2 separate regions of the Mus musculus genome follow, and region 2 is linked to region 1. The links are chromatin loops, found by intact Hi-C in ENCODE. Cell type or tissue: gastrocnemius. All regions are shown on one strand. Each heading gives the region's core, and the rest is flanking DNA. Links, peaks and the distances in the headings are about the cores only.

Region 1 (2,812 bases), core at 46-2,545:
AACCCGAAGCATCAGGAAACTTGAAGCAACAGTGAACTCCAATTTGCAGGGGGAGGGAGCACAGCCCTGACAATCCTCTGACTAAGCAGTACGTCTGCTCCACCTGAGAGTTTAAGAAAACTCTGCAAGTTGGTTCGCCCAGGAAGGGTCGGTCTTGCTTCTCTGTGGACTCAACTCAAAAAGACAGATGGATCGAAGAGCATCCTAAAACGGCTTGCCCTTCTCCTCAGTCAACTAAAGTCTTGCCCCGGGGAGACAGAAGACAGACAGACAGAACGACAGACACACACACACACACAACCTCCGGCGCGCTGGCTACAAACACTCCGAAAAGAGCACGAGGCGGAGGGAAGGCACTCGGGTGGGACACGCACACCGGCGTCCGACACCCGGCCCGGGTCCGCTCGCTCGCTTGCAGAACAATGCTCCCGCCGCGCTGCCAACCTCGCAAGTTGCTGCGAGTCTGCGCGGTCCCGGGGCTCGGACCCCGGCAGGGCTGAGGTGGCTGCGGAGTGCGCGAGGGCGGCTGGCCTGGGCTCCGCCGCTCCCGGGGAAAGCGGCGCGAGAAGCCGGGCAGGCAGGGCCGCCGGGCCGTGGGGGCGGGGAAGGCCTGGCCCGGGGCTCCGCAGCCTGCTCGGGCCGCCGCCGGCGGGAGCGCGGTCGGGGCGCGCGAGGGACAATAGCGCGCGGGGAGCGTCGCTCGGGGTCGGCTGAGGCGAGCTGAGAGAGCTGACAGAAGCCGAGGAGACCTGACACGCGCGGCCCGGCTCCGCGACGCTGCGCTCGGCCCGACCGACCGCCGCTCCGTCGCCGCCCGGGGTCGTGTCTCACCTCCCAGCCCCGCCGCCCAGGAGAGGAGCAGAATTAACACTGTCGGCAACACCATCTTCCCCGGCCGCCGCCTCCTCACGGGTTAACCGCGGTGCATCGATCCTGAGGGAGCCGCGACCGGCGCTGGGTCCCGACGAGCCTCCCCGGCAGTGGCACCCGGCGAAGCGCCTCCCTCTCGCTCCACTTCAGGGGCCCAGCCGCGCGCCCTGCTCCGCCAAAACAGGGCCCTCCCTCCCCCTCGGCCTCTTCCTTCCTCCCTTCCCCGCTTCCCTGCCCTCGCTCTTCGCCTGGTCTCAGCCCCTTCCCTGAGCCGCGGCCCTCCGCCTCCTTTCTCGCCACGTGACGCGACGGCACCCAATACACTCGCGAGGCCGCACCCCTGCCTCCCGCCCCGCCCTGCTCCCCCAAGCGCCCCGGGATAATGCGCATGCGTGCCGAGGCGAGCGCCCGGGCCGCTAGGCCCCGCCGCTGCTTCCTGTCCGCTGGCGGAGAGCAGGGATTGGCCTGGGAGGGCGGGGCCGCTGGAGACTCCGCCCACCGCCCCGGGCGGGAGCGCTCTTTTCCCTGTGAAAGTGCTACCTGGTTCTTCCAGCTGTTAAGGACTGTCTCTTGGAATCACACCCTACCCCGAAGCTGTCAAGAAGGGCTTTCGGCTTCTTCGCCTCCAAAAAACTAGAGGTTTTCCTTGCTTCTCTATCTGTTTCTTTTGAAGCTCTGCAGCTGCCAAGTAAACAAAAGCAGTCCCAGCAAACCATGATTTTAGCCGCGATACACAGCTCTGATGGGAACATAAAAGGAAAGATCCAACAGGAAGAAAAAAATACCCAAAGGGGTATCTTCCCGAACCATTAGCAAATGTATGTCACCTACTAGGCCTTAGCCATAATAATAAATAAATAAATAAATAAGCCGGTGGTCCTTAGTCTCCAGCTCAGAAAATGCTCGCTTGTTAGTCTGTTTCCCTCATACCTCCTTCATGCCAACTTCTACAAAACCGGTATTTGACTTCTCATTTACTCGCTTTGATTCTTTATACTCGTATTCAAGAACTACAACTTTAGGAGTAATGGGAGGAGGGATTTGTAAGGGTGGGACTGGGAGGAGAGGAGCGGGGCTGCTCTTCGGATGTAACGCGAATGAATAAATGAAAAAAAAAAAGAACTACAACGTCTTCATCATACTTAACTCTGCTTCGGTTGACTCAAAGAATATGAGTTTATATTATTGATAATAAGAATAAATTGCAAACCTTTTACTTCCGCCCTATATATTTTCTACAACCTACATTGTTAATGTAGATAATGTGGTTTTTAAAGAAAACAGAAATAAAGATGAGAATACTTTTCCCACCCCCATCTCCCATCTCTCATCTAATTATCCCAGGTTATTCTTTGAGTGGTTATGAGGCCAAGGGTAAACATGAACTTCTGATTCCTCCCATCTTCCATGCACCGTCACACCTTACTTAAGGAATATACTTATTTTAATTGTTTTGAAAAATGAATTGTTGTTTTGCTTCACATTACTAAACTCAATACTGCAGTCAGAACTTCCCACATCATCATGATTGTCCTGTCCATTCGTTTCTACTGAAGCATATAAAATCAATACAGAGTAACTGAATGCTGTTATTTCTTTTTCCTTTTGTAAAGTGTCTATTCTGAGTAACCTGCAGACATGTTGCTTATCACATGCGCTGTTTCTGCCTTATGTACTCACAGGCAGTAGAAGTTTTGACTTTTTGAGTTATTAATCCATCTCTGTGACAAGTTTGATATTAGGTAGTATTGTTTATAATCAATTCTAATAATCATAAGCAAAGATCATTTTCTTTTTTAATTCAAAGAAATCGCAGGAGTTTACATCTAAAATGCTGTTTCTTTTCTTTAAAAATATGAATGAATAATGAATGGTATTTTCATGTTACAAGTTTGGACTATTGCTTTGCTTAAAGTCTTAATTCCATTACTGGCATTTTCAC
Region 2 (2,812 bases), core at 220-2,719, 74 kb before region 1:
TGAAAAAAAATCCCAGGATTTAGTAAACAATCCTTACATATTTTTCAGCATCAAAAAGTTATTTTTTCCTGCCATTAACATAGCAAAACATTTTTATTTCCTTTAAATTTGGGTGAGTTCACATTTACACTGAACCAAAGCTTATATCCCTTCACCTTTTAAATCCCTTCACCTTTTAAAGGGGAAACTTAAAAATTAAATACACATTAAAATATCCTCAATATTTTACATTCTCTGAAAGAAATTTATACAAAGAGTGAGGGGCATTCAGCATGTGCTCATAGTTCTGTGATGCACTCTATCACTCATTTGTCAGCAAGACACTGCGTGACATGGATTTAAGGAATAGACATGGAAAAAGAAGGGTGGAGAGAAGGTAGGAAGAAAAAAAGGGACAGGAAAGCAAATATGGAAGAATATGGATATCTGGTCGGCCAGGCGTTCACTGCACTATTCACACAACTCTTCAGCAGCTGTGGAACTTAAAACAAAACAAAAGAACTGAACTGTAATTTTGATGTGCCCTGAAATAATTTTCAAATTTTAAAAGAAATTATTGAGGCCTCAGGGAGTGGGGAGGTCTGGTGAGATGGGAGTGGGGGGTGAGGATATCCTCTTGGAGGAGGAGGTATGGGATAAAGAACAGTCAAAGGGCAGACTGGGAAAGGGATAAAGACTAGACTGGAAGAGAGAGAGAGAGAGAGAGAGAGAGAGAGAGAGAGAGAGAGAGAGAGAGAGAGAGAGAAGGAAGGAAGGAAGAGGAGGAAGAAGAAGAGGAAGAGGGAGGGGGAGGGGGAGGGGGAGGGGGAGGGGAAGGGGAAGGGGGAGGGGAAGGGGAAGGGGAAGGGAAGGGAAGGAAAGGAAAGGAATTGAAAGGAATTAAAGTAAGCATAGTAAGCATTCTGTAATTTGTCTTTTTATTAAAAGAACTTTGGAGCTCAAGATCAAAATGACAATACTTCATAGCCAACAGCAGTTACACAAAATTAATAAGGGACAAATAAGAAAACCAACTCAACTAGCTTGTCAATGCCTACACTGACAAGAATGAACTCTCCTGTGTTTGTCTTGTATTTGAGAGGGTCTGCCTATGCTCAGCTCCCTGCATTTGCCATCTTCCTGATTTTAGACTCCCAATTCTTTTAATTAATTTTATGATTTAGCAAGATGAAATCATGATGAACTTTGTGAAAAAGGAAAATGAATACTAAGCCAAGAGCAGAATTAGCCCACAGGCCTTCATGTGGTTTCTATACACACCCTTTCCTGAACAAAAAACAATAGAGAAAATAGATTTTGATTTATGAATATTTTTTCTGTTCTTTTTCTGAAGGTTACATCACTCTAGGAACTAAAAAATTAAATCTATGAGTAAGTACTCTGTAACAATTACACAACCACATGTTAGCTTTGAGCAAGTAGTAAATTAATATCCTGCCTCAGTAAAGACTTGTCATATGAAACTGACCCAAAATAAGTCCTGTCAAATTTGATCTAGGCACAGAAGACTCCAATACACATCTTAACAGTTAAAAAGAAAAAAGACTAAATAGGCACATTAAAAACTTCTGACATATTGATGTATTTAAGTCTAGCTAACTTAGCAAGATCATATGTAGGTTTGAGAATACTCTTCTTAAACATAATCTCTGTGATGTGTATATTGCTTAATCTCCTAAATAACTCCTCAGTTTAAGGAGTGCTAAATCACACAGAAAATTTACTAAATTTTATTTTATAAATATTGTTTTAAATACTGCAACTAGTTTTGATATACCAGAATATCAGTGACATGTAAGCTTTTACTGCAGTTATCACAGAAACTAACCTTGTGAGTAAATGAGAAGAGTGACAGTAATCTGAGCAAGCCTCGGCTATGTTCACTTAACTGACTAACACCGAGACCAGTTAATACAGGTCAGGACATATCTGAACAAGCCAGAGAACTCCATTGCAGAAGCATGATAAAGATGTTCAGCAAGTGAAATGAAACTGAAGGAAGGTGATGGCTCTCTTAGAACCAATGCATGGGAACCTGCAACAACCAAGTCCTAAGCTTAACACAAATCCAAGCTCAGCCTGTATACAGTGAGCCCTCTGGTACAAAATAAAATTTACTTTGTTATAAAATCATGGTAATAACAATCAAAATGGCAACTGTATATAGTTTTCCCGAGTTTTGTTTTGACTTTCTCCCTTGTGCTGATCAAACCCTAGGCCTTGTACATGCTAAAGCCTGTGCTCTACCACTGAGCCACACCCCCTGTAGATCTTTGTATGGGAACCAGACTCTTTTCTGATGGCTCCACTGTAGGCATAGCATAATTTTAAGTAGAAATCTCCAGGTAAACTCAGTTCAACAGGTAGATACTGTTTTCTTGATCAAAGACACCTTAAAAAAAAATTCAACTAGAGGAAAGTACTGAAAAAGAAGAGACAGAGTTGTCCTAGTACACATGTATTCATACAAAGAAGAAACTAGGATACATGGTGTCCTAATTCTAACACAAAAGTAAAAGAGATTATTTGAAAAATAGGAAGACATAAAGACTAGAAACTTACTATTAAGTGTAAGTAACCCTCATTGATTTCCCTGCATCAACTGGGTCAGCAAAAAGGACTACCACTAATAATCTACATACATATTCTGTGATAATTAACCATAATGTAACAAAAATCTCGACTATCATATTTTAGAATAGTGAGATAACTTCAGAATTTAATGAATTAAACTTAGGGCAAATTATACAACAAGATGAGAATTAACAAAGATTAATTAAACCAAATAAAAATGAAAGATTAAGAAATATTA

Evidence for each region. Hi-C counts contacts between places; a loop is a spot of excess contacts. Peaks named below come from ENCODE experiments on the same cell type or tissue, not always from the same donor. Only the 100,000 strongest peaks of a DNase experiment are listed, where the experiment ranks them.
Region 2: a loop joins it to region 1, with 2.4 times the contacts of the local background. A loop is called at or near these places in 5 of 42 quality-filtered maps.

Annotation. Positions count from the first base shown.
Region 1 is chr9:70,677,279-70,680,090 of GRCm38, reverse strand. Adam10 (a disintegrin and metallopeptidase domain 10) reads right to left here and starts at 1,109. Exons shown (of 16, transcript NM_007399.4): 1 at 832-1,109. The coding sequence starts at 886. In gastrocnemius, for the core only: no CTCF peak of the experiment used is centred there; DNase peaks (open chromatin) are centred at 538 and 1,227; H3K4me3 peaks cover 1,931 bases; H3K27ac peaks cover 1,738 bases.
Region 2 is chr9:70,751,139-70,753,950 of GRCm38, reverse strand. The region is part of intron 8 of Adam10 (a disintegrin and metallopeptidase domain 10); the gene reads right to left. Among named protein-coding and RNA genes, the nearest start is that of Adam10, 74 kb to the right of the region's middle. In gastrocnemius, for the core only: no CTCF peak of the experiment used is centred there; no DNase peak of the experiment used is centred there.